Linked DNA regions of Homo sapiens: region 2 is linked to region 1. The links are chromatin loops, found by intact Hi-C in ENCODE. Cell type or tissue: endothelial cell of umbilical vein. All regions are shown on one strand.

The links. Peaks named below come from ENCODE experiments on the same cell type or tissue, not always from the same donor. Only the 100,000 strongest peaks of a DNase experiment are listed, where the experiment ranks them.
Region 2: it touches region 1 in a loop (4-fold over the local background); 9 of 110 quality-filtered maps call a loop at or near these places.

The regions. Positions count from the first base shown.
Region 1 is chr4:128,056,795-128,064,794 of GRCh38, forward strand. LARP1B (La ribonucleoprotein 1B) reads left to right here and starts at 4,518. Exons shown (of 20, transcript NM_018078.4): 1 at 4,518-4,607. RefSeq lists enhancers at 3,883-4,741, 4,742-5,600 and a silencer at 3,925-5,424. In endothelial cell of umbilical vein, no CTCF peak of the experiment used is centred here; DNase peaks (open chromatin) are centred at 4,397, 4,997 and 5,637; H3K4me3 peaks cover 2,666 bases; H3K27ac peaks cover 2,319 bases.
Region 2 is chr4:127,601,142-127,609,141 of GRCh38, forward strand. It overlaps LOC105377412 (a long non-coding RNA gene), which reads right to left. Exons shown (of 3, transcript XR_939185.3): 3 at 3,746-4,105. Among named protein-coding and RNA genes, the nearest start is that of INTU, 28 kb to the right of the region's middle. RefSeq lists an enhancer at 3,530-4,353. In endothelial cell of umbilical vein, CTCF peaks have their summits at 4,344 (motif pointing right) and 4,552; no DNase peak of the experiment used is centred here; H3K27me3 peaks cover 761 bases.

The sequences.
Region 1 (8,000 bases):
GACCATCATCATATCATTCTTGGAATACTACAACAACTTCATGTTTTTCACATTTTGCATTTTGTCACTGCCCATTCCACTTCATTTTCCGTATTACAGCAACAGGGGTATTAACTCTTACATCTTTTCAGTGTTTTTCCATTGCTCTGATAGAATTCAAATTCTGTCATAATCCAGAAGCCCCTGCAGGCTCTGCCTTAGGCTATCTCTCTAACCTCATCTTTACTCATGCTTTGTTTTTTTTTTTGTTTTGTTTTTTTGTTTGTTTGTTTTGAGACAGTCTTGCTTTTTCACCTAGGCTGGAGTGCAGTGGGGTGATCTTGGCTCACTGCAACCTCCGCCTCATGGGTTCAAGCAATTCTCCTGCCTCAGCATTCCCAGTAGCTGGGATTACAGGCACCACCACCACACCCGGCTAATTTTTGTATTTTTAGTAGAGACGGGGTTTCACCATGTTGGCCAGGCTGGTCTCAAACTCCTGACCTCAAGTGATCCGCCCGCCTTGGTCTCCCAAAGCACTGGGATTACAGGCTTGAGCCACCACGCCTGGCTGTTTTCTTTTTCTTTTTCTTTTTTTTTTTTTTTTTGAGACAGGGTCTCGCTTGAACCCGGGAGGCGGAGGTTGCAGTGAGCTGAGACGGCGTCACTGCACTACGGTCTGGGCGATGCAGCGAGACTGTCTCAAAAAAAAAAAAAATTAAATTAAATTAAAAAGTTAAATGGAACTGAATAGATCATGTAAGAATGTCTTCATAGCCCAGCGCAGTGGCTCACGCTGTAATCCCAGCACTTTGGGAGGCCGAGGCGGATGGATCACCTGAGGTCATGAGTTCGAAACCAGCCTGGCCAAAATGGTGAAACCCCCATCTCTACTAAAAATACAAAAATTAGCTGGGCGTGGTGGCGGGCGCCTGTAGTCCCAGGTACTCAGGAGGCTGAGGCAGGAGAATGGCGTGAACCCGGGAGGCGGAGCTTGAAGTGAGCTGAGTTCGGGCCACTGCACTCCAGCCTGGGTGACAGAGCAAGACAGAGGCGGTGGCTCTCACCTGTAATCCCAGCACCTTGGGAGGCTGAGGCTGGCAGGTCACCTGAGGTCAGGAGTTCAAGACCAGGCTGGTAAACATGGTGAAACCCCGTCTCTATTAAAAACACAAAAATTAGGGACAGGCGCGGTGGCTCACGCCTGTAATCCCAGCACTTTGGGAGGCTGAGGAGGGTGGATCACTTGAGGTGAGGAGTTCAAGACCAGCCTGGTCAATATGGTGAAACCCTGTCTCTACTAAAAATACAAAAAATTAGCTGGGCATGGTGGTGCATGCCTGTAGTCCCAGCTACTAGGGAGGCTGAGGCAGGAGAATTGCTTGAACCTGGGAGGTGGAGCTTGCAGTGAGCTAAGATCCTGCCACCGCACTCCAGCCTGGGCAACAGAGTGAGACTACATCTCAAAAAAAGAAAAATTAGTCAGGCATGGTGGCACATGCCAGGAGAATCGCTTGAACCCAGGAGGAAGAGGCTGTAGTGAGCCAAAATCGTACCACTGCACTCCAGCCTAGGCAACAGAGTGAGGCAACAGAAAGAGGCCTCTTTCAACAGGCCAGGCGCGGTGGCTCACGCCTGTAATTCCAGCACTTTGGGAGGCCAAGCGGGGGCAGATCACCTGAGCTCAGGAGGTCGACACCAGCCTGGGCAACAAGGTGAAACTCCGTCTCTACTGAAAATACAAAAACTTAGCTGGGCATGGCAGCGCATGCCTGTAGTCCCAGCTACTCGGGAGGCTGAGGCAGGAGAATCTCTTGAACCTGGGAGGCAGAGGTTGCAGTTAGCCGAAATCATGCCACTGCACTCTAGCCTGGACTCCAGCTCAAAAAAAAAAAAAAAAAAACCAACAAAGAAACAAAAAAAGAAAGATATTTATGGCTGGGTGTGTGGCTCACGCCTGTAATCCCAGCACTTTGGGAGGCCGAGGTGAGTGGATCACTTGAGGTCAGGAGTTTGAGAGCAGCCTGGCCAAGATGGTGAAAACCCCTTCTCTACTAAAAATTCAAAAATTAGCTGGGTGTGGTGGCAGGCACCTGTAATCGCAGCACGACACCACACCCAGCTAAATTTTTGTATTTTTAGTAGAGACGGGGTTTCACTGTGTTGGCCAGGCTAGTCTGGAACTCCTGACCTCGTGATCCGCCAGCCTTGGCCTCCCAAAGTGCTGGGATTACAGGCGTGAGCCACCTCGCCTGGCTGATGGCAGTGTTTTGAACCAAATAATTTGTTCTTCCAGACCAGGTGAACACCCTACCCAAGGGCAGATAATCCACAGATTGGCTAATGAATTGTATAATCTGGCTGGAAAAAATAAGTAGGGTCAAGCAGTCTTTTATCCTTAATTTTGAACTATGAAGCAGAGGAAGAGTCTGGCACGTAGCTGCAGAGGCAGAATGAAGTAACAAGATAGAGGTTAATTACAGCAAATTGGGTCAGTCAGATGAAACTAAAATCAGACGGAACGCTCAAATTTTGGAATTTTAAGTTTATTATTAAAAGGACACTTTACAGAGGTGTGAGGCTAGGCGTGGTGGCTCACGCCTGTAATCCCAGCACTTTGAGAGGCCAAGGTGGGGGGATGACTTGAGGCCAGGAGTTCGAGACCAGCCTGGCCAACATGGTGAAACACCGTCTCTACCAAAAATACAAAAATTAGCCGGGTGTGGTGGTGGGCGCCTGTAATCTCAGCTACTCGGGAGGCTGAGGCATGAGAATCGCTTGAACCCGGGAGGCAGAGGTTGCAGTGAGCCGCGATCGCGCCACTGCACTCTAGCTTGGGCGACAGAGAGAGACTACCTCTTAAAAAAAAAAAAATGCCGGGCGCGGTGGCTCATGCCTGTAATCCCAGCACTTTGGGAAGCCGAGGCGGGTGGATCATTTGAGGTCAGGAGTTCAAGACCAGCCTGGCCAACCTGATGAAACCCCGTCTCTACTAAAAATACAAAAATTAGCCGGGTGGTAGTGGCGCGCCTGTAATCCCAGCTACTCAGGAAGCTAAGGCAGGAGCATCTCTTGAGCCTGGGAGGCAGAGGTTGCAGTTAGCCGAGATCACGCCACTGTACTCCAGCCTGGGCAATAGAGTGAGACTCTGTCTCAAACCACCACCACCACCACCATCACCACCACCAATAAAAAATACAAAGCGCCACTAATAACAGAGCTAGTAAAGATGGATGGGAATATAGGTGGAAGTACAATCCCCTTTTAATTGCAACAAGGTTCGCCAGGTTGCTTAGGGTTGGGCAAACTGGAGATCACTGACACGGAAAACAAGAAAACCCTTATTGTTTATAGCTGTTATGTATGAATAGGTTATTAGCCTTAGGAAAATTATTTGTGCCGAATACGGCTTTTGAGTAAGCAAAAAATATTAACGTCAAGTTGAATGTAATTGAAGCGACTTATTGGGCGTGGGGTGGGGGGTGGGGGTTGAAAGCCCAAACATAAGGCGAGCACAGATAATTTATTTAACAAGGCTATGGGGTTGGTGGGGGGCTCGGAAAAAAATCAGCGGCGGAACCTGCTCTCAGCCACCTTGCACCAGGACACAAACACTGACTCAAAAATGAAACGAGTATCATCTCTAAGTGAATGTGAGTGCCAAGTAGAAAGCTCGTATCCGATTTATTATCAAAACGTCTTTGTACCATTTTAACATCCATTCCAGGAAGAAAAAACCTATTGGGAATATGGTTAATTTGTAATTAAGTGCTATTTACCCAAATTAAAGAAACAGGTAACAAAAAATTTTAAAAGCCGGCGAAATACTATTTAATTTACTCAGGAACGCTTTAGAACTCTTTTAGTTGGTGGGTGGGAATGCGGGCGGGGAAGCGCACTAAGCCGAACGCTGGGGCAAAGGTTTCCTAAACAGTTACCGAGAGGTAACTCCCCCTTCATCTGGGACGTGGCTCAAGATTACAGGTGATCGCGGTGCCCCGAGGCGCCAGGAGGCAACTTTCACCTGGGGGAGGCGCCGGGCGCCAGCGGGCCAAGCGGCCGGGCCGCGGAGCCCACTTCACTTGGGAGCTGCCCCAGGCCGGGGGTCGACACCGCGTCCCCTCCCTTAGCCTAGCTGCGACCCAGCTTTAGGGCCTAAGGGCAAATCGAGCGCTCGGTCCTCCCAGCGCCATGTGCGCGGCCCGCCCAGGCCCTTGGCCGCCGTCGCCGCGGGGGCAGGCCGCGAGCCAGCCGCGAGCCACAGAGGCCTGGTGCGCGCTCCGCCCCTGAGCCTGCAGTCGGGGCGGCCTCAGCCAGTGAGCCGGGAGTCGTCCCCTTCGTCCTCCCTCGCACTCGGAGGGCAGCTGGGGCGGGGCAGACCCTCGGGCCGGGCGGCACCCGGGCGGGCGAATCCGTCAGCTCCCGCGGGAGGCCCGGCGAGAGAAGGACCCGGTGAGTAGCCACGTCACGCTCCTCAGGGAGGCCCCGCCCCGTGCTCTCGGGCCGCCCCTCTTCGCCGTCTCCACGCCTCCGCGGGCAGTTACCAGCTTTGGCTGCTCGCGCCTCCCCAACTCGGGTAAAGCTCCTCGGCCTCGGCGTGCTGCGCCTCCGCGGCTGCCCTGCGCCAGGTGAGGGCTCGCGGCTCCCGGCTGCGGCTCCCGGCGCGTGGTGGCGGGCTCGGGGCGTGCGTCGCGGAGAGGACGGGGCCGGCGGGCGGTTGGCGCTCCGTTCGGTGCGGGGAGGGGCGTCACGCCGGGCGCTGCGCGGCCTCGGCGGGCGGCGGCAGCGGCGGCCACGGCCGCCGGGCTCTCGGGTTGTCTGTCCCCAGTTGGAGCCGGCCGGTGTCCCGGCGGAGAGACGGGCAGTCGGGTTCCCTGGCCTCGGGGCCACCCCGGCTGGGGCGGCTGGGGCAGAGGGACGATGTCTACTCGCGCCCCGATGCCCGCCGCCCATTCTCGGGAGGATCCGCCCGCGGTGACTGCTGAGAGGGAGTCGCTGTTGGCCGCGGCGAACCGGCCGGCCGAGCAGCCGCCCCCGCCCGAATGTGAGGGCAAAGAGGCGGCGAGGGAGGAGAGGGCCGCGGCCGCCACTAGCGCTGGGGCGCGGGGAGAGCCGTCGCCGGCGCTGGTGCTGGGACGCAGCGTGCCCCAGGCGGCTGTCCCCGTGAGGCCCCTGGCGCTGCACCTGGCGCACAAGGCGCGTGGGCCCGGGGGCCCTTTCGGCGGGGAGCCGCCACCGCCACCGCCGCCGCCGTCGCCGTTGCCGCCGTTGCTGCGGGATCCGCCGGCCGAGGACGCCCGGGAAGAGGTGGCAGCTGGCCCTGCGGAAAAGCGGCAGCCGCCGCTGCTGCCGCCTAAGGGAAATCCCTGGACCAAAAAGCCTCCCCAGCACCTGTCCCCAGACACGACAGGTCCGCCACCGCCCCCGCTGGAAACCCTGGAGGCAGGTCTGTGGTTGCTCTGCGTTGGGCACTGGCAGGGTGCGGGCAGGGGCGACTTGCGGGACTTGCCGGCGCGTGGCGGCGGTAGCGGGCACCAGGCCCGGGTAACGGCAGGCCTCCCCTCCCTGTCAGTCGGAGGTAATTTGTTCCAAGGTGTCATTCACTCTGCCTATTTACAGACATGGGCATCTGGGAAGGGAGCGGCAGGAAGAGGTGGGACCTCAGGTTCTCCTTGCCTGATGGGGGCACGGAGGTGGTAGCTTGGCGGCGCATCCCTGCTGGCGCGGTTGCGATTGTGTTTTGTCCCCAGTGTTAGTGACTTGGGAAAGTAGCTAACTTTAGATACTGCAGTGCTTCGTATGGGAAAGTTTTGGTAGACTTTTTTTTTTTTTTTTTTACATAAAAGGATTGAAGCAAGTCAGAGCAAGGGGATTTATTCGTAAGTGGAAGCGCGATTGTAGTCTTTTGTGAAATAAGATGAAAAAAGGTTTTCAAAACACTGCTGAGCAGTCATATTAAAAATGAGACTTTAAATGTGGTTTTTAAAGTGCTTTATGGGGGGAGGGGGGAGGGATAGCATTAGGAGATATACCTAATGTTAAATGACGAGTTGATGGGTGCAGCACACCAACATGGCTGCACATGTATACATGTGTAACCTGCACGTTGTGCACATGTACCCTAAAACTTTAAGTATAATTAAAAAAAATAAAGTGCTTTAAGTTATAAGTGTGCTGGAAAATAATTGAAATAGGATAGTTGACATGCGAGCGTGGATTGCACGTTAGGTAAATGGTTTTCTAACATTGTCAGCTCTCCTTCCCTTTAGAGGAGATAAGATTATGCCACTATATTTGAATGCTGACCAATGCTGTATGGCCGTCGGTGCTTTATTTTGATTGTAGTAACTGCAACTTAAGAAAGTAAAAATGGGCCGGCGCGGTGGCTCACGCCTGTAATCCCAGCACTTTGGGAGGCCGAGGCGGGCGGATCACCTGAGGTGAGGAGTTCGAGACCAGGCTGGCCAATATGGCGAAACCCCGTCTCTACTAGAAATACGATCATTAGCCAGGCGTGGTGGCGGGCGCCTGTAATCTCACCTACTTGAGAGGCTGAGGCAGGGAGAATCGCTTGAACCCGGGAGGTGGAGGTTGCAGTGAGCCGAGATCGCGCCACTGCACTCCAGCCTGGTCGGCAGAGTGAGACCCACTCTCAAAAAAAAAAAAAAAAAAAAAAAAAAAAAAGTTAAAATGGAAATAAAAACCATGACAAAAAGCAGTATCTGGCCGGGCGCGGTGGCTCACGCCTGTAATCCCAGCACTTTGGGAGGCCGAGGCAGGTGGATCACCTGAGGTCAGGAGTTCAAGACCATCCTGACTAACATGGAGAAACCTTGTCTGTACTATAAATACAAAATTAACCTGGCGTGGTGGCGCATGCCTGTAATCCCGGCTACTGGGGAGGCTGAGGCAGGAGAATCGCTTGAACCCGGGAGGCAGAGGTTGCAGTGAGCCGAGATCGCGCCACTGCACTCCAGCCTGGGCAACAGGAGCGAAACTCCGTCTCAAAAAAAAACACAAAAAAACAAAACCGTATCTTTCTAAATTAAGTTGTAAATGACTTGAACTTTTTATATGCAAATGACAGCTGTTTACTTGCAAGTCTTCATTTTTATTTAAAATTAAAGGTTAGCAGCAGAACAAGAAATATTTGAGCGTGTTTACTGGCTTGTGAGGATCAAATGCGATGAAGAGGTGGTATAAATGTAAGGCGATTGGCTGTGCGCGGTGGCACACGCCTGTAATCCCAGCACTTTGGGAGGCCGAGGCGGGTGGATCACCTGAGGTCAGGAGTTCGAGATCAGCCTGGCCAACATGGCGAAACCCCGTCTCTACTAAAAATACAAAAATTAGCCGGATATGGTGGTGCGTGCCTGTAATACCAGCTACTCAGGAGGTTGAGGCAGGAGAATCGCTTGAACCCGGGAGACGGAGGTTGCAGTGAGCCAAGACTGAGCCACTGTATTCCAGCCTGGGTGACAGAGCAAGACTCAGTCTCAAAAAAAAAAAAAAAAAAAGTACGGTGATTGTTACAAGCACCCATTATGTTATGTTAACATTTCTTCAGAGGAACTCTCCAAAGAGGGAGATATGTGTTGAGTTAATTCATTCATTTGCCTTTGCACAGAAATACTCCTCATTAATTGTTGATAAATTTTGACACTTGCAGAAAAAAAGTTTGCTCTGGATTTAATATTGGCATAATTCCTTCCTCGCTATAAAGAGCTGTTTGTTTACTCCTATTACTAACTAAAGAGAACATGGTTAAGTGAAGACCTCATAAAGTTTTTCTTTTTTTTCTTTTTTAAAGCCCAGTGGCAAGCACTCTAAAATTTAGCAAAGAAAGAAAACCCTAGTGAATCATCTTATTTGCTGTTTCACCTCTCTACTTCTAGACTTACAGACAATTAAGTGAATTACCAAGTAGGAACTCTTTGTTGATCATAAAACCAGTATCATAGATTTTAAAACTTCGAAGCCATACATGGTAGTGTGTGCCTGTAGTTTTAGCTCCCTGGGAG
Region 2 (8,000 bases), 460 kb before region 1:
GAAAATTTTCATACTTAATTTCTCAAGCATATTAACAAATTGCATCACATATGAACAGCTGCATATAAAGTGGACCAATGTCTTTGAACAAAGCAGTGAATGCCCTCTAGTGTTTCTTGCTAGAATATCTGTTTTAATAACAGAAAGATAAATTATATATTTAAATGATATTTTTATAACTATTTAAAAAGTAAATTATAAAAAACAGAATCTGAATATGTAAAATGTCTCAAATGTAATAAAAAATAAGAGTAGCAATACATATTGTCCAATCTAAACAACAGATATTATTGTAATGTATACATAATGGTGATAGAAATCAGAGATTTCCTGAGAGTTTTTCAGATGTGAAACATACATCAAGCCTCATTTCTAGTACTAATTTTCTAGCTAACTCTAAACTAAAGTACCTATAGAAGTCTTTTTTTGAGACAGGATCTTGCTCTGTCATCCAGGCTAGAATGCAGCAGCGCGATCATGGCTCACTGCAGGCTTGAACTCCTGGGTTCAAAGGATCCTCCCATCTCAGCTTCCCAGATAGCTGGAATTACAGGTGCACATCACCATGCCCAGCTCATTTTTTATTTTTTGTAAAGACAGAGTCTTGCTATGTTTCCCAGGCTGGGTCGAACTCCTGGATCAAGCAATCCTCCCACATTGGCCTCTGAAAGAAGAAGTCATTCTCAAAGCAGCAAATACACATATTTTGTCCCAAAAGCCATACCTGTGCCCTGTCCATGAGCATGCATACACAGAGCTTCTATCTCTAGAAGATAAAACACTATTCCCACGGGCATCTGCTGCCTCTGCTCAAGTCATCCTGTTAATAATGGCCATAGGGAAGCAGTAAAGAATACCATTTACCTGGACACTCGCCAAGCCTGCAATTTTCCAGTGTGCCTTGACTTAACTTTACACGGCAGCAATCATTTCAAGAATATACAATCCCAAGAATAAAAAAATACCAATACCTCAGTGATAAGCACCAGTGCCTGGTCTATCTAGTGTAGCATTTGCTTAGAGAGAAGAAACGAACATCAAAAACCATGTTGGTGAATATCTGAGCTTGTCATGACTTAACAGATAGTGCATGTCATCTTAGAAACTAAGGAAAGTGATTATAACTGTCACAAATGAAAAAAGTCATTGGAAAATATTTGAGTTGACTACATCAAGTAGTGAGTATCTGTTATTTTCTTGCCCAGCATCCCTTCACTTTCTTTTGGGGACCACCCCTCTTGTATTGCACAAAACTGGCATTTCACGGAAGGTATTTTACTTTCTTCAGGACCAAGGAATGGGCTCAGAGTGCAACCTTACCCAGACTTTAACTTAAGGAGTATCTTAGGCAGAGCAAAGAGGGGATGAAAAGTTTCTCCCTAGACCTCAGAGCCTCCTGTTCCTGCACTTCCCAAGGCCTAGATGTTCAGCTTTTCCTTGGAGTCTGTGTGAAATATCAGTAGCTCATTTTTTCCTCTTTTTGCTTAAGTTAACCAGAATAAGGATGCCTAATTAAACTACTTCATAATAACAGTGTTATACTTATCACAGTTAAGTGGTTGCATAAAGCATGAAGAACAAAATTAAGTGGAATAATTATTTTGTATTTTAACTACAAATGAATAATTTATGGACAATATTTTATCATGTAAGAACATTATCAGCTACAGTTTTAAAACAGGATTTGTGGAGATGTTACATTATTAATTTACTTTCATGAAAACCTATAAAAGAGCACAATAAAAAAATTAAAACAAAAATATTATTCATTGCTCAGGTCTACAGATAAACAAAGATGTCTTCTTTCATTCTGTGCTTTAATTGTCAGGTTCTATAAAAATGTGTTTCCTCCACCACTGCCTCAAAAATTGAAGGGAGAGAATTAACCTCTCTGTCTCTCCAGATCTTTCATGCAATTCAAATTTACACTTAGTTTTGTTTCCATTTTTAACCTACCAAAAGGTAGCTAAGTTATAATATTTGTCTTTATTAGTAAATAATCTATGTATTTTACATGAAAGAAGCAAAGCAAAATAAGATCTATTTTAAAACATATTTGTTTATTTAAATAGTTGTTTCAGAAAATTTTTACTTAAATATCTTTACATGTACTATAAATGTCAAAATTCCTATGAAAGATCAGAATACCTACTTATATTTTTAGCAGATAATTTTATTAGAAATACAATTAAACTATGATTATATAAACCTTAAAAATGCAATGTGCTTTAGTTTACTGAGTGTTCTCAAGTGGGTTATTTCATTTAAGCCTTATGACCATGTGAATGGGAGTCAGAGAGTTATAGCCCCATCTTACAGATAAGGAAAGGGAAGTTTAACGAAGGTAAGTGGCTTACCCAAGGTAAGTGAAGCCAAGACTCAGATGCAGATATTCTACCTCCCAGGCTATGGTTTCTTTCCATTCTCTTATACTACAAAGTAATCTGAGGTTTTATTTTCCTAGAGTTGCATTAACCTCTTAGTGTAAATATCAGTGAGATAGAAGCAAACCAAGCACATGGAATGACACAAGATCCCTGGGCAGTTTCCAGAAATCGCAAGTTACTGGTGCTTATTGCCTTTCTATCAGGAACTGAAGTGTCTTTCACTTCACATAGTTGATTATTCTCTAGGATACTCCAATAATGTATATCCCATTTCAATGAGAGCCAACAAATCTGAATATGCATTTGCATCATCACCAGCACTTAATATTGAAAAATAACACTAAATATGATTTGTTGTGTGGGTTAAAATGACATTAAAGTCCTTCTCTTCATCAGTAAAAAAAAAATTTTTTTTTTTTTTGAGATGGAGTTTTGCTCTTGTTGCCCAGGCTGGAGTGCAATGGCACGATCTCGGCTCACCACAACCTCCGCCTCCCAGGTTCAAGTGATTCTCCTGCCTCAGCCTCCCGAGTAGCTGGGATTACAGGCATGCACCACCACACCTGGCTAATTTTGTATTTTAGTAGAGATGAGGTTTCTCCATGTTGGTCAGGCTGGTCTCGAACTCCCGACCTCAGGTTATCCACCCACCTCAGCTTCCCAAAGTGCTGGAATTACAGGCATGAGAAGGCATTTTTCTAGAAGCGATGTTGGATTTGCATTGATTTATCATCACTCTTGTCCAAAAGCCCTTGTGACTAGTGCAAACAATAACATGCTGACTAAATTAAGTAATTAAGTATATTATTTTAATATACTTTGGTCAACTCTATCAGTTAAAAATTGGAGGCTTTTGACCCTATCTTTAATATTTTTATTATATAAATTTATTTATATTTATTAATCCTGTCTTTGCATCTGTTTCTCTGAGATCCTGGAGAATTAAAGGATCACAGAGAGCCTTTATACCTTATATGGTATATAGTTATATCATGTAAATAGTATAATTACTTTGAATTTTAACTATAACATCCTTTGAGATCTTATAGTTAAAATACAAAATAATTATACCATTTTATTTCATTCTTCATGCTTTGATGCCATGGAGCATCAAAGTGTCAAGTGGTTCCCTAGGACACATGAGCTTTTCCACACCATGCACTAATTAGCAAAGCTCAAAGAGACCCGGACCTGAGTTTAAGATTTCAAAATCTAATTTAATGCATAAGAACCAAATAGTAGATCACCCAGATATTAGAAAATAAGATCAATGTCTCCACTTGCTCATTTTTCATAAAAGTTCCAGAAGGGAAATTGTGTTAGCCCAGGACCTCAGAGAAACAGATACAAAGACAGGATTAAATATGTCAGGATTTTAATAGTGGGAAATGCCTGTGTAAAAAGAAATAAAGAAGGAGCTAGGAAAGGCTGGGACAGCTGTCGGACTGCATCCAAGTCTGACCCCAGGATGAGGGAGAGAAGGTTGAATGGAAGAATCCTACACTACTCTGCAGTCTAAGGATTGTTTGTCAAAGCCATGGGGAAGTACTCCAGCCTAAGCGGTGGACAAAGGAGCCCCACCTGTCTTCCGGGACTAAGACGGCCTCAGTATCGCCACAGCATTCAGTCAGTCCATTGGTAACAGCAATGAATGGGAGGTGTGGCTGACTTCAAAGCACAGCAGCTGGGTGCTCTGTCTGTGAGGTGCATTTTCATGCCTGCCAAAGATAGGATGAAGGGAAGGTGCATGAGAGAAGTTTCTCTAAAATCTTTTAAAATGTTAAAGGAAACATTTTTTATCAGACATACATTAATTACTTCATAAAAGAACTAAGTCCCTGTAATTTTGGAACAATATCAATAGCATTACTATAAACAGAAAATCGAGAAAAGCATTTTGAATTTCAATTTTTAGAAAATGTAAAATCATCAAATCATTTTAAAAAGTCTATAGTTTCATTCAACACCAGGTGGAGCCCTTTTGCTTTTCAAAACTAAAAGAGGAAACTTCTTAATTTAATACAGGCTTAGGCTGATTATTTCACAACTCTTAAGTCATCATTTTAAATCATTTTAAGACTTTTGCATTATATTTATCACCATTGTAAACCTGATTTTTTTCCAAATACCATGGACTAGCTAAAACTGCAATGTTAATATAAAGCAACCAATTCCAATATTGTTAAATATCTAAAATAAAGTTTTTAATAATATTGTTTTAAACATTTGTATACTTTTAAAGGAAAGAGTAAAATGTGATTTAAATTTCATATTCAATACTTAAACAAATTGAACTACTTAAAATGCTCTCCCGAATCTCTAACTTGCTACGTCATCATTCTTTTTATCCAAAATACCTTCTCTATAGAAAATGTATTGCTTTAAAACAGGTTTCAGTTAGCAAGCAATGAGTTTCTGAAAATATATATATTTAAAAAGCAAAAAAAAATTAAGTTTAAAAAACACGTTTCAGGTTATAAAGTATAATATTTTTAATATCTGTCCTGTGCCAATCAGAAAGTATAGGATAAAAATAACAATGTTTATAAAGTAGACATGCTTTTTCCAAGTAAATTGTAACAGCAAGGAGGCATTATTTATTCTGTGTCTATGCTTCAGAATTCTGTCCTTCTCATTGCAGGGAAATAGAAACAGATAAATATAAATATATTTTTGTAATAAAAATGTTAATGATAGGGTTAAAAGCCCCCAATTTTTAACTGACAGAGTTGACAACAGTATATTAAAAGTGTATATTTAATGGCATAGTTCGTATACATTTTTATTTATTCATCCATCCAAGAAATACTTACAGAGATCTTGCTATATGCTGAAGAGACAGGAATAAATAAGACATTCATAGTACCTGCCCTTGAAAGTTCAGAAGGCATTCAATGAAGCAAGCATTATAATAAAAGCTATTGTAATTAAGGAAATACACAGTACTCTGGAAGCACCCAGCAAGGGAACCTAAGGGCTAACCTAATCTGGGGACACGGAAGACCTTCCAAAGAATTGAAATTTAAGCTGAGACTCCTCAGTAGGAGAGAATGAGGCAAAGAACAAAAGGCAGGGTTGGGGTTTTTATGCTTATTTTATTTTTATTGACATATAATAATTTTACATAGTTAATAGGGTACCACACGATATTTAGATACATGTATATATTGTGTAACCATCAAATCAGGATAAAAGGTAGGGTGTTTAATGTGAGCAAACAGGTTTTAAAAGGCCTTTGGGTGAGATAAAGTAGGTCAAATTCTAGAAGGTAAAACCATTTCAACATAGCTAAAACACAGAGCTCTAGAGGAAGGGTGAAAATAGAAGACCTGAAGAGATTTGTGAGAACCAAATTGTGGAGGCTCTTTCAACAGAATCAGGAAATTTGGATTTTATCCAAAAACAATGGAAAGCATAAATCAAGGTTCTGAGTTAAAACATGAAAGAAAGCATGTGATAACCAGATTTAGAAGTGTTTAGTGTCTACAAGAGCAGTATATTTGATGAATCATCAGTACCTCTACCAAAGTAAACTACTTACTTAGACATGATAATTTCAGCTTTTCTTATCCATTAGAATAGTAGCATTGAAATACAAGCTCAGTTTATATAATGATTGTTGATTTCAATGACATTTTTACCATCATACCTCTTGAAAAGTTATACTGACTTTCACATTATCTGGGTTTTTTTTTTTCTTGTTATAATTACCTTTCCCAAAAAAACATGCTAAGTAGATTTACTGTAAAAACTGATATTTCAATATTACAATTTTAGAAAAAGTCACCATTTTACTCAATACATTTCTAGTCAGGAAATTTCAAAATGGAGCAAATTTGAATTGAGTTCCACGTCTGGATGGTCCAAAAATATTTTTCTGTGTGGACCTATGCCAACAGATCTATGCTCTGCAGTTTGCGCTACACATTAGCTGTTTCCGTGTGTTTCAAAGCACTGTAATGTCTACCCTGTATTTTTCTTTGAAGGCGGCCTTAACTGTTATAAACTTTATTTTTTATTTATTTATTTATTTATTTATTTATTTATTTATTTATTTTGAGACGGAGTCTCGCACCGTCGCCCAGGCTGGAGTGCAGTGGCGCGATCTTGGCTCACTGCAAGCTCCGCCTCGCGGGTTCACGCCATTGTCCCGCCTCAGCCTCCCGAGTAGCTGGAACTGCACGGGGTTTCACCATGTTAGCCAGGATGGTCTGGGATCTCCTGACCTCGTGATCCGCCCACCTCGGCCTCCCAAAGTGCTGGAATTACAGGCGTGAGCCACCGCGCCCGGCCTATAAACTTTATTTTTAAGTGTAATTTGAGTGCAAATAATTGTGATCTCCCTAAAGTCAAAAAAATTGATGAAGATCATGCAGAAAAAAAGAATGCACCTTTCAAAGAATGACTCCCCAACCCCCCACATCCTCCTTCGCCACCCACTATGAAGCCATTTCTTCCTCCTTTGGAGAATATAATAAATCTTCATCATGTTACATTTTATGTATGACCTGTTTATTTACTTTCAAGTTGTTTTTATTACTTATATTTATATTATTCAAATGATCTTTTTTCTATCTGTGAAAAGTGTTTGGTTATCTTGGGTTGAGACGGCATACACTGTAATTTTCCTGTTAAGTTTCACAGAAAGAAATTTTTTAAAAATTTAAATTTATGCCATAATTTTAAGGCATATCATTAAAGAGTATTTATTTATCTGTCTCTTTTTTAACTGCCTGCTCCTGTCTTTTCATTTTTCTTTTGGGGTTTTAGTCTCTTTTCACTCCTTAATTTTTTAAACTAAAAAAAGTGTTATTTAGCTATAATTGACATACAATAAGTGGCACACATTTAAAATATTTAACTTGATGAGCTTTGACATATGCATATGTATAACAATCACACCGATTTCCCCCCACATGAAAAGATGCATAATTTCACATATAATTAGAAATGCCAAATACTAACACAATTTTTCACGTTTTAGATAGGCAAAAATTCAGGAGCTTTTCCATACACACCATTAAGGAGAAATGAACAGGGCACTCTCAAACTTTTTACATGGCACTACAAGATGATGTAATCTATTAGGAGGGTATTAGCAAATTGCATGTGCATTTATTCTTTGTTCCAGCATTTTTACTTCTAGGAATTTACCCTGAAGGTATACCTCACCCAAAACAAAAGGTTATTCAATATGGCATTACTGATAATAGTAAAATATTAGGAACGATCAAAATGCCCATGCATAGGAACCTGGTTGAATAAACAAGATGCAGTATTATGCAGGTCTAAAATTGAACAAAGAGCTGGGACTCCCTCCCTCACAAGGTGCACAGAAATGTGAGAGACCTGCACAGAACTGTCTCTCTCCCAACACCCAGATCTTGGTGTCTAAATACCACCCCTTACTTTTAAATAAATACACAAATAATTTTTAAAATGAATTTCTTTGATAAACAGTTGATTATAAATTTGGAGCAAGGAAAGTTCAAGGTGAATTTGAAATATTGTACTGTGTTGGAAAGCAAAAGAATCCTGAAAAATTGATGGAGATGTTCAAAGGAACACTGGAGTCAGAACAATACCAAATTGGTAACATAATCAGAAAAAAAA